Linked DNA regions of Homo sapiens: region 1 is linked to region 2. The links are chromatin contacts, found by Hi-C or POLR2A ChIA-PET in ENCODE. All regions are on one chromosome and are shown on one strand. Each heading gives the region's core, a stretch centred on a gene start or an enhancer-like site at or near the end of the contact. The rest is flanking DNA. Distances are from core to core; before and after follow the strand shown.

Region 1 (5,983 bases), core at 2,399-4,898, 34 kb before region 2:
AAATGAAAATGCAATATATTAAATTGTAGGTGATGCAGCTCAAGCAATGCTAAGGGAGATTTATAGCACTATAGGTTTATATTAGACATGAGAAAAGGTCTTAAAACAGTCCAACTTGTTACCTCAAGAAACTGGAAAAAGATAAAGTAAACCCAAAGCAAGCAGAAGGAATAAAACATCAGCAGAAATCAATGAAATTAAAAACTAGAAAACAATAGAGAAAAAAACAAGTGAAACAAAAATCTGGCTCTTCGAAAAAAGTCAATAGAATTGATAAACTTCTAACAAGACTGATAAATAGAGAAAAGATACAATCACAAGTATCAGGAATAAAATAAGAGACATCAATATTAATTTTGCAGCTATCAAAAAGATAACAAGCAAATACTACAAATAACTTTTTGTTCATGAATTTGTCAACTTAGAAGAAATGGATCGATTTCTCAAAAGCTACTAAAACTCCATCAAGAGGAAATAGATAATATGAGTAGCTGTGTGACGATTAAAGAAATCAAATTTATAATTTAAGAGCTTATAAAGAAGAAATCTCCAGGACCAAATGGTTTGCTGGGGAATTCAACCAATAATTTAAAGAAGAATTAACACCAGTATTTCACAATCTCCTCCATTTTATGAGGCCAGTTATTACCTGATACAAAACCAGAAAAATGCATGTTCTGCATTTATGGTCATTATGCTTCCCATGTTAAGTGAAACCGTTCGTTTCCTAAGGCTGCTGAAAAAAAAAAAAGCACCACAAACTGGGTGGCTTTCAACAGAAATTTATTCTCTCACAGCTCTGGAGGCTAGAAGTCTGAAATAGAGATGTCAGCAGGATCATGCTGTCTCTGAAGGTTCTAGGGGAGAATCTGTTCCATGTGTTTTGTTGTCTTCTGATGTTAGCTGCAATCCTTGCTGATACTTGGTTTGTAGACCCATCACTCTGATCTCTCTTGTTATCACTTGGCATTCTCCTTTGTGTGTGTGTTTTCCTTCTCTCATAAGAACAGTCATTGGATTAGGACTCACCCTAATCCAGTGAGGTCTCATTTTAACTTGATTACATTTTCAAAGACCCTATTTCCAACTATATTCAATTCATGGGTGCCAGGAGTTAGGATTTCAACATACTTTTCTGGGGGACATAATTCAACCCACAGCACCATCTGAATAAGTAGAACAACATTTGAAGAAAAGCTTTGTTTAATGTGATTTCATTAATTAAAAAAAGAGGCACAGATAGTTGATGCCAAATTTAAAGATTTACTTTTAACAGAAATCACATCTATGTAACCATGATAAACAATCAACATCCTCCAAAATGCAATTACAAATGCAATCCTGTTATCAGGAGCAATGTTACTGCAAGCAAAGGAAATACAAACAGTTGTCCAATTTCAGTTGCTTTATCTATGGTTTCAATGATTGTTTACAACCATTTACTTGCAATGCCTGAATGTCATCAAAACAAGAGACTGTTCATGAATTCCTTTCATTCTGAGGTGGTTGAACTGCAGGCATTTACTATCTCACTCCCTCCTTCATAGACTCACACTTTCTCATCTTCACCCACCAAGCAGCAAGTGTATCTATCAGTCAAACAGGAAAACAGAAGCCACTTCAAGGATTTGCAACAGGTGAAATTTAACACAATAAATTGTTCACAAATAACAGAGTAAATGAAAGGAAAAAAAGTGGTGAGGCAACGTAGAAATGAGGAAAAACCGGAACTGACTACAATTCTTAACCTAGAAGGTCAAAGGAAAGAAGCAATTCTCAGAGCCCAGGGGGAGTTGAAAGAGGCTGGAAACATAGCAGAAGTTGGGTTTCAGGAAGGAATGGAACCATTGCCAAAGCTGTACCTAAGGCTAAGAAGGCGATGGAGAGAGATCCTAACTTCTCCCCACCCTCCAATCTGATCTCTGACCCTTGTCTCCTATTGGTCAAATCCAGCCAGAAATCACCTTTGTAGAGGCCAAGGGAACGCAGCTTTATGAGGAAGGGCAGAGCAAGAAAAGGGCAAGAAGTCTGTTGGGAAATAATGCCCGGGTCCTGCACATCTTACTCCTCTCACCAAACTTTACTCAGGCAACTCTTCTACCAGTGACACTTTTTGTATTGCCTTTTTATTGGCATGTATGATGTCTAATATTCTACTGCTTATGTGTTTGCTGCTATGTAGAAGGAAGATAGCTCATATTTGTTGAACCCTGAAAACAAACATACCCAGCTAATGAATTCATTGTTAAGTAACTAGGAATCACAGTTTAATATGCTATTATACAAAAACCTCTTGTGAATTGCTATAGGTGTTTAAGAGTTTGTTTTTGTTGTTTTTTAGTAGAATTTAGAGGAATGGATTAGGATCTGGAAATGGAATGGGAACACATTTTTCTTATTTAAAGTAATAGCTCCTGCATTTCCAAAATTCTCTGCCACCAAGTTTTGGGAAACAAATTAAGAGTCAGAAATTAAGAGATGCATGGACTTGCCTAAATCTGCTAACAAGTTTTTCAAATTGGGTCTGTAGAGTCCTCTTTCTAACTCTTGATTTATATTTTATTTCTTCCAAGATTTTAGAGATAACCTATAGCCTAGACATTTTCTACTTGGATATATGCTAAGCCTTGCTTTTTTTTTTTTTTTTTTTGAGACAGAGTCTCGCTCTGTCGCCCAGGCTGGAGTGCAGTGGCATGATCTCAGCTCACTGCAGCCTCCGCCTCCCAGATTCAAGCGATTCTCCTGCCTCACTTTCCTGAGTAGCTGAGACTACAGGCGTGTGCCATCATGCCCAGCTAAGTTTTGTATTTTTAGTAGAAGCGGGGGTTTCACCATGTTGCCCAGGCTGGTCTCGAACTCCTGAACTCAAGTGATCTGCCTGCCTCAGCCTCCCAAAGTGCTGGGATTACAGGCATGAGCCACCATGCCCAGCGAAGTCTTGCTTTTGATCACTATTTATAAAGGATTTTTTTGTATCAGATTCATTTAAAACATCAGTAGGCAAATTAGGTTACCGACCCTATTATGAGTTAGATCATCACTGCCTTGAGACCTAGATCTATTTGAAATTTTTTTAAAAGGTTACAATGTTTTCTGCTGTGAACTCCTGTCCTCAAGCAATTCTCCTGCCTTAGCTTTCCTAGTAGCTAGAACTACAGGCATGTGCCGTCATGCCTCGCTCTTGTTACTGAATTCTTACATTCACATATAACTTCACTTAGGATGGAAGAGTGCTAAAAATAGTAATAATTTTTATTTCCTTTAAATCAAAGTTATACAAATTAAGAGAAAAATAACGTGTTTGGGTAGGACATTTATTCTCTGAATAATGTCCTTTATCATGTCATATGTTTAAAAACAAAGTTTATGGAAAGAACAGTGATATAAAATTTTATATATGGGACAAAGCCAATAGAGTCATCATTCTTCACGAGAATGGTGATCCTGATACTAGGAAGCCAGGAATATTGCAGACATTGCATTCCAATCACAGCCTTGCCTCAGTATTCTATGATTTCACAAAAGTGAGACAAGGGGCCAGTGTCAGTAGTCCCCTCTCTGCCAACACAACTGATAATATCAAAGAGAATAAACGTAGCAGCAAGAAGGGTTTGGCCTCCAGGCATGTCAAAGAAGTTACAGAAACACACATGGAAGGCCCTGGTTCAAAGCATACTATCAAACACCTGAAAGCAACATGTGGCAACTTGCAAGGTAGCTGCTGGTTCACAAATTGGACACCAATACAGCAGTGGGAGAGGAAGGATGAGTACTCAGTGGAGAGACTCTTCCAAACAAAGGCTAACCGCATCTTCTAGGGATCATTTGGTGGGCTAGTCCTAGGTGGGCTCAGGTGCTCTATTTAAGAATCATAGCACAATTACACAGCCATTTTCAAACACTGTGACTACAGTGCCACCAATATGACACCTTTCAAGCCTCATACTTGAATTTCTACAGCTGGGTTAAAAGCCATATCCCACACTAAGAGGGTGTGACATAGTCTTGGCCACAGACTGGGTTCTAGAAGGTGAGTATCTGGAAAATGTGGTCAAACTAACTGCCACAGAACATACTTTAAGAAGTTGAGTAGGAATATATTAGGGGACAAAAAATGTCAAACCCTAGCTTTCTGCTAATATGTAGTTCCTTGCTCCATAGACCTCAAGTCATTTTCATGTGCTAGGGAGAAAGATGACTAACACAGTTATCTGCCTCTTAAGAGTTATTACATCTAGTAACAGACTCTATTATATTGTATTTTAATGTTGGAATATGAAGTATTTACCAAGACCTGTGGCAATACAAAACAAATGTGTGACGGTACTGCATGAAGTAGAGGGTATTCTGGCACTTGAGGTCTATGCATTCTCTAAACATGACCAAATTGCTCAATACACTGCCGGGTATTATCTAGTACACCCTTAGGTGTTAAAAAAAAGTCTCACTGGGCTATTCATGCTCAGTAATATGAGCATGAAAATGAGCAAGGATATGACAGCTCAGGCTGTCATAGGATCCAGAATTTACATCAAAAAAACTAGACATTTAGAACAGTACGTTTCCATATTATATCTCGGGATGTGATGCAGGTTTTCCCAAGGCCCTGTGGAGCTCTGTCTGAAGCACGAAACTACTTGCAGGGAACAGAAGAAAGCCTTTTGGTGAGGACAAAATATTGCCTAATAGGTTGAGCAAGCCCAAGACAAATGAACATAGCATGACTCCTGAGAAATGAGGTACCTCAGCTTACAACACTCCAAACTTTGGGATCCTGTTCCTTCTCAGGTGATAGAAGATTGGCCCATGCTATAAAATCCCAAGTATTCCTTCAGAGTAAGAAGCAACTAACAGTACTTGAGGCTAACAGTGGATATTCAACTTAGGTGATTAATTTCCTTAGATCAAGACATCCCAATATTCCAATATAAAAATAAAAAACAAAATACCAATGCCAATTTCCTGGTTTTGACATTGTACTAGAGTTATGCCAATGCTACTATTAGGAGAAATGGATGAAAAGTACATGGGACTCTCTGTTCTATTTTTGCAACTTCCCAGGAGTCTATGATTACTTAAAAAATGTTTTTTGAAGTAATAGAGTCAGAGATCTTGCCCAAAGTCATAGACCTTTCAAAAACTTATAATTAGATCCTAGGATAGAATAACTTGTTTGATTAACTAGCCTTACGAAACATGCTACCACAGTAGAGATCACCTTGACCCATGAGCTACAGGCCAAAATAAGCGATCTATTACATTAGGGGTTCTTAAGTTGGGGGTCTGTAATATCCACGAGGTGTTTCAGCTTGATTTAGAAAGCATTTATCTTTATTTTTAGTAACCTCCAACTTAAATTTAATACTTCCTTTAGCTAATATATTCAAACCACAGCACCATTAGCAGAACCTGTGAATTGTGAATTTGTCACAATAGAAATCAGCTATTTTCATTTCACATTACCTTGTTGCAGATTTCAAATTACAACTTGTGCTTATCATTATTTCAAAACTATGGTAGTAAATAGACTGGCCACCAGATCTTATATGACTGCTTTCTTTGTGTCTACAGACAGTAAAACGTAGTCGCTCAACTCTGCGTCAGTAAGATATTCAGCTACTAAACAACAAAGGAGAAAGTTATTTCATGGGTAATCGAGGCAGTCACGTTGCTTTCGAGTACTCCCTATCTACATTTTTTTTTTTTTTTGAGATGGAGTCTCGTTCTGTCACCCAGGCTGGAGTGCAGTGGCGCCATCTCAGCTCACTGCAACCTCCGTCTCCCAGGTTCAAGTGATTCTCCTGCCTCAGCTTCCCGAGTAGCTGGGACTACAGGTGTACACCACCATGCCCAGCTAATTTTTGTATTTTTAGTAGAGACGGGGTTTCACCATGTTGGCCAGGCTAGTCTCCAACTCCTGCCCTCAGGTGATCCACCCACCTCAGCCTCCCAAAGTGCTGGGATTACAGGTGTGAGCCACTGC
Region 2 (6,726 bases), core at 3,701-6,200:
TTTTTGTATTTTTAGTAGAGACAGGGTTTCACCATGTTAGCCACGATGGTCTCGATCTCCTGACCTCGTGATCCGCCCGCCTCGGCCTCCCAAAGTGTCGGGATTACAGGCATGAGCCACCGCGCACAGCCTCCCTTTAGTATTTCTTGTAGGACAGGTCTGTTGTCGATGGAATCCCTCAGCTTTTGTTTGTCTGTGAAAGACTTTATTTCTCCTTTATGTTTGAAACATATTTTCATCAGATATACGATTCTAGGGTAAAAGTTTTTTCATTCAGGACTTTAAGTATGTCATACCACTCTCTCCTGGTCTATAAGGTTTCCACAGAAAAATCTGCTACCAGACATAGTGGAGCTGCATTGTAGCTTATTTGTTTCTTTTCTCATGATGCTTTTAGGATCCTTTTTAAATCCTTGATCTTTGAGAGTTTGATTATTAAATGCATTGAAGTAGTCTTCTTTGGGTTAAATCTGCTTGGTATTCTATAACATTATTGTATTTCGATATTGCTATCTTTCTCTAGGTTTGGGAAGTTCTCTATTATTATCCCTTAGAATAAATTTTCTACCCTTATTTTTTTCTCTACCTCCACTTTAAAGCCAATAACTCTTAGATTTGCCCTTTTTATGGTATTTTTTAGATCCTATAGGCATGCTTCATTCTTTTTTATTCTTTTGTCTTTTGCCTCTTCTGACTGTGTATTTTCAAATAGCATGTCTTAAAGCACACTAAATATTTCTTCTGCTTGATCAATTCTGCTATTAAAGAACTCTGGTGTGTTCTTCAGCATGCCAATTGCATTTTTCAGCTCCAGAATTTCTGCTTGATTTTTAAAAAATATTTCAATTTCTTTGTTAAATTTATCTGGTAAAATTCTGAATTCTTTCTCTGTTTTATCTTTTTTTTTTTTTATTTCGAGACGGAGTCTCACTCTGTCGCCCAGGTTGGAGTGCAGTGGCGCAGTCTTGGCTCACTGCAACCTCTGCCTCCCAGGTTCAAGCAATTCTCCTGCCTCAGCCTCCTGAGTAGCTGGGATTACAGGCGCCTGCCACCACGCCCAGCTAATTTTTGTATTTTTAGTAGAGACGGAGTTTCACCTTGTTGGTCAGGCTGGACTCGAACCCCTGACCTCGTGATCCACCTGCCTCGGCCTCCCAAAGTGCTGGGATTACAGGTGTGAGCCACTGCACCCGGCCTCTCTGTGTTATCTTGAATTTCTTTGAGAGTTATCAACACAGCTATTTTGAATTCTCTGTCTGAAAGGTCACATATCTCTGTTCTTCTAGGATAGGCTTCTGGTGGCTTATCCAGTTCATTTGGTGAGGTCATGGTTTCCTGAATGGTGTAAATGCTAGTCGATGCTCTTTGGGGTCTGGGCATTGAAGAGTTAGGTATTTATTGTAGTCATTACTGTCTGAGCTTGTTTGTACCCACCCTTCTTGGGAAGGCTTTCTAGATATTCTAAAGGACTTGACTATTGTGATCTAAGCTGTATCTGCTTTAGGGGGCACCCCAAGCCCAGTAACACTGTGGTTCTTGCAGACTCATGGAGGTACACCTTGATGGTCTTGGACAAGATCCAGAAGAATTCTCCAGATTACCAGGCAGAGACTTTTGTTCTCTTCCCTTATGCTCTTCCAAACAAACAAAATCTCTTTCTGTTTGGAGCCACCTGGAAGTGGGAGTGTTGTGACACAAGCATCCCTGTGGCCATCACCCCCAGGACTACACTGGGTCAGACCTGAAGCCAGCACAGCACTGGGTCTTACCAAAGTTCTGCTGTAACCACTCTCTGGCTACTGCCTATGTTTGCTCAAAGCCCTGGGGTTGTACATTCAGCAGGTGGCAAGCCAGTTAGGCCTGTGTTCTTCCCTTTAGGGTGGCAAGTTCTCCCAGGCCCCAGGCATGTCCAGAGGTGCCATCTGGGAGCTAGGGACTACAGTCAAAAACCTTAGAAGTCTACTTAGTGTTCTATTATACTGTGACTGAGCTCACACTCAAACCACAAGATGCAGTCCCTTCCCACTCTTCCCTCCCCTTTTCAAAGGCAGAGGAGCCTCACCCCATGGCCACCATCACCAGAAGCCCATATAGAGTAATACCAAGCTAGCACTGATGTTCCTTTAAGGCCCAAGGACTCTTCAAGTCAGCTTGTGGTGAATCCTGCCTGGCCTGGGACTCACCCTTCAGGGTGATGGGTGCTTCTCTGACCTGAGGGAGGTCCAGAAATGCTTTCTAAGAGCTAAATCCTGAAATTGGGAACCCCAAGAGCCCACTTGGTGCTCTACCCTGCCGTGACCAAGCTGATACCTGAGATGCAAGAGAAAGTCCCTTTTACTTTTCCCTCTGCTTTTTTGAAGTGGAAGGAATCTTGTCCAATAGGTACCACCAGCTGGGAATGTGCTGAGTCTCACCTGAAGCCAGCAAGTCTCAGAGTCTCATCCAAGGCCCTTGACATAGTACCTGGATATCGCTGCTGGTTATTCAGGGCCCAAGGGCTCTTCAGTTAGCAGGTGATGAATTCTTTCAGGACTGGGTCTTTCCTTTCAAAGCATCAGGTTCCCTTGCCCAGGGTGTGTCTAGAACTGTCAAGGGAGCGAGGGCCTGGAATGGGGGCCTCACAACTCTGACTGGTGCCCTGTCCTCCTATGGCTGAGCTGATATCCAAGATGATAGCCTTCCCCACTCTTCCCTCTCCCCTGCTTTCCTCTCCTATTCCCCCCTCTCCTCTCCTCTCCTCTCCTGTCCTCAAATAGAGGGAAAGGGTTGCTTTTGGAGCCACAAGCTGTACATTCTGGGGTTAGGGATAGGGTGATGCCAGCACTCCTTTAGCCACCCCAGCTGGTGTCTCAGTAGGTCATGGAACCCCCAGTCCACTGTCTCTGAGCCCAGTTCAGCAGTAGGACTCACCTAAGGTTTGCTTGTCTATTTAGGGCCCTGGAACACTTTAGCCCATGGTGGTGAGGCTTGTGGGAACTCAGGTAGGGACCACTGGGATTGGCCATTCTCCTCCGGCTAGGACTAGTTTAAATGCTCCCTCTGTGGGTGGGTGTCAGCTGAGTTTGGTCTGGTTTTGTTTTCTGTTAAACAGGGAAGCACTGACTAGATTGTCTCACAGTTGCTGCCATCTCCTGCTCCCCAGCATACAGAAACGCTCTCTGCACCAGACTGCCACTGCTGGAGGATGGGGGAGGGGTGGCATCAGCAATTCAAGACTGTTTTTCTTATCTCTCCGGTGCCTGTTTTAATGATATGAAGTTAAAACCAAGTACTGTGAGTGGTCATCTGATTTTTGGTTCTGATGAAGGTGCTTTTTTGTGTGTAGATAGTTATTAAATTGGTGTCCTCGCAGCAAGAAGTATTGGTGGAGCCTTCTATTCTGCCATCTTGCCTCAAATTTTCTTTTGATGATGATACTAGATTTTGAGAACGGAAGAACCAACTAGAGCAATTACCAGAATTGTGTATTAAAAGAACAGCGTATTGTGTTTTCCCTGACATTTAAGCTATCTATTTAATGCTTAACTATTGTGGTGTGGAATGATGGTTTAAATCAGGAAATCAATCATTTGACTTCAGGTCTGGAACTTTTGTTTTTCCTGAATGGGTATAAAAGGAAGAGTGCTGAAGAAATGTCTAACAATATGCAGGAAGAGGTAATGCCTTTTCCCCACCTTCTCTTCAGTCACCTAAAATAAAGCTTATCATGTAATTTATTCATATTGGAGTGCCCCAAGCTATCCCCTGAATTTATTTACAATTCTAACATATGTTATTCATTCATTAAACAAATAATAAATTGAGCACCTACTATATGTCAGCTTCCTATCTAGTTGTTGGGATTATAACTGCAAGAAAAATAGAAACAGTTCCTGCCCTAATGAATCTTACATTGTATGGGGGATATAGATAATTAAACCAATGGCCGGGTGTGATGGCTTACACCTGTAATACCCAACAAATGTAATAAAATATCGTAAGTGCCATTACTGGGGAGGAATTAAAGAAGCACATGGCAGGGAGACCTAAACTAGTACAGGCAATCAGATAAGTCTTCCCTCACGAAGTGATATTTTAGCCAGGCAAAAGATAATGCCTCTCATTAAGATAATAGAGGAGGAAGAGCAGTTATGTCAGGTGTAAGAAAAATAAAAATGATTTTTTCAACATTCATAGGTTCTTAGCTGGAATGGACCCCTGTACCAAAAGATAAATTAACAAGAGAAAAACAAATTTATTAACATGTATATTTCATACATGAAGCATACACTTGGAGAATAAGTAGTTCTCAAAGAGGTAGCTTTGAATTCCAGCTTATATATCATCTTCAACAAAGAATGGTCAACTTTTGGAGAAGTGACAAGACAAAGGAAAAAGGCTTTGAATCTCTAGAGGTGGAAACTTGAGGGAAGGCAAATAAATGGCAGGTAAAGGCTAGTTAGTAAAGCTTATAGATTCCTCTAGTAGCATCTACAGGCCAATAAGGGCTTACACTGTCTTGTTTTCTCTGATAGAGAAAGGACAGGATATCTTTTGTCTCTGTAAATTTATGTCCTGATTTTAAGCAAATAGAGGGAGAGCAGGGAGCTTTCCTGCATCTGCTGCTTAATTGCCTTCAGCTCAACTATGATTCATATTATGGCGTGGCACAGGAAAGATGGATTTTATTCTAGATCTGTTGAATAGGCTTATGGCACCTAGGCACAAGCGATATTTTGGTGGCATTGAGATGTATCTTTGTCTTGAGCTCACAAGAAAGGTCAGACTTGGGACTCTTCACCCTGTGGATAGTAAAGGAAGCCGGAGGAATAAATGAGTTCACCTAGTCAGAGGGCATGGAGTGAGAAGAAAGGACACCTAGAGAAGAATCCCGACAGACAAAACATCCAGAAACAGGCAGAAGAAAATAAAAGCTGGCAAAACAGCGGGAAGAAATCCAAGGGTATGGCATGCCAGCAGTGAAGGGAGAGGAGAGCTTCAGGGAGAGAGAGAACATTGAGTGCTCGGGAAAGCCAAGTAAAATGACAACGGAGAAATGTTAATTAGATTCCAACAAGCAGCTCCTTGATAAACCTGGCAAAGCCAGTTGGAGCAGAGTGTTAGAAAACAGAATACAGATTGCTAAAGAGTGGGAGCTGAATTAGGAGAAACATCCAGTACAGACAACTTACCCAAGAAGTTTGTGAATGGGGATTGAAAGAGGTAGAGGCTGAACGAGAGGGCAAGAAAAAAAATGAATTGCATAAGCAATAGGTGAAGCCGGATGAAACCCAAAGAGACTCTGTTCTTTGTTTTGTCCTTTTAATGATATTAACTTGAGCATATTCACATTTCGATGGGATAGAGAGTGTAGAAAAGAAGCGGATAAAAATAAAAGCAGGAGAGAGCAGGAGTCGGGGGAAGGGGCAGAGGTTGGGAGAAGGAAATGAAAATAGCCATAAATTATAACAATACTACAGGAGATAGGATCCAGAGCACAGGTTTTACTGCAAGGAATGAGGAAAAGACTGGTGCAGATGTTGACCATGGTTTGTAGATGTAATTGCAGGGAGTTGAGAGGATTTTGTTACACGGGTTCTCAAACCTCGTAAGATTCAAGATAAGAAATCTGAAAGTGTGGACTTACTTGGGGCAAATACATTGACAGTAATAAAAAATAACAGTTGGCCAGGCGCGGTGGCTCACGCCTGTAATCCCAGCACTTTGGGAGGCCGAGGCGGGCGGATCACGAGGTCAGGAGATCGACACCATCGTGGCTAACATGGTGAAACCCCGTCTCTACTAAAAATACAAAAAATTAGCTGGGCGTGGTGGTGGGCACCTGTAGTCCCAGCTACTCGGGAGGCTGAGGCAAGAGAATGGCGTGAACCCGGGAGGGAGAGCTTGCAGTGAGCCGAGATAGTGCCACTACACTCCAGCCTGGGCAACAGAGTGAGACTCCGTCTCAAAAAAAAAAAAAAAGTAACAGTTGATCACAAAAGATACTCAATTCATTTATTTAACAACATTCAGCTAGTACTATAATAGGTTTTATAAGTGTTACCAGAAACGTGTTTCAATCCAGACCCCAGGAGAGGGTTCTTGGATCTCCCGCAAGAAAGAATTTGAGGTGAGTCCATAGGGTAGAGTAAAAGCAAGTTAATTAAGACAGTAAAGGTATAAAAGAAATGGCTACTCCATAGGCAGAGCAGCCCTTTGGGCTGCTGGTTGCCCATTTTTATGGTTATTTCTTGATTATATGCTAAACAAGGGGTGGATTATTCATGCTTCCCCTTTTTAGACCGTATAGGGTAACTTCCTGACATTGCCGGGGCATTTGTAAACTGTCATGGCGCGGGTGAGAGTGTAGTAGTGAGGACAAACAGAGGCCACTCTCTTCCCCATCGTGGTTTTGGTGGGTTTTGGATGGCTTCTTTACTCTAAACCTGTTTTATTAGCAAGGTCTTTATGACCTGTAGCTTGTGCCGACCTCTTATCTCATCCTGTGACTTAGAATGCCTAAACATCTGGGAATGCAGCCCAGCAGGTCTCAGCCTTATTTTACCCAGCCCCTATTCCAGATGGAGTTGCTCTGGAATCACATGTCTCTGACATAAGAATACTTCAGTAAAAAACTCATTGTCTTGGCCGGGCACGGTGGCTCACGCCTGTAATCCCAGCACTTTGGGAGGCCGAGGCAGGCAGATCATGAGGTCAGGAGATCGAGACCATCCTGGCTAACACTGT

What was found. A loop is a pair of places that touch in the nucleus more often than their neighbours do. ChIA-PET counts read pairs that join two places held with the same protein, here RNA polymerase II (POLR2A). Pooled maps may share reads with other maps.
Region 1: POLR2A ChIA-PET joins it to region 2 with 20 read pairs in MCF 10A. The contact joins two enhancer-like sites. A Hi-C loop is called at or near these places in 1 of 168 maps with a recorded cell type or tissue (breast epithelium) and 1 of 50 pooled maps. POLR2A ChIA-PET finds 5 or more read pairs at or near these places in 2 of 52 experiments (K562 and MCF 10A).

What each region holds. Positions count from the first base shown.
Region 1 is chrX:43,577,668-43,583,650 of GRCh38, forward strand. No RefSeq gene overlaps it. Among named protein-coding and RNA genes, the nearest start is that of MAOA, 76 kb to the right of the region's middle. Within about 2 kb of position 3,649, at least 2 of the 41 ENCODE cell types and tissues checked have a DNase peak (open chromatin) inside an H3K27ac peak, as active enhancers do; they include breast epithelium, where a contact is called at or near this core.
Region 2 is chrX:43,610,826-43,617,551 of GRCh38, forward strand. No RefSeq gene overlaps it. Among named protein-coding and RNA genes, the nearest start is that of MAOA, 42 kb to the right of the region's middle. Within about 2 kb of position 4,951, at least 2 of the 41 ENCODE cell types and tissues checked have a DNase peak (open chromatin) inside an H3K27ac peak, as active enhancers do; they include breast epithelium, where a contact is called at or near this core.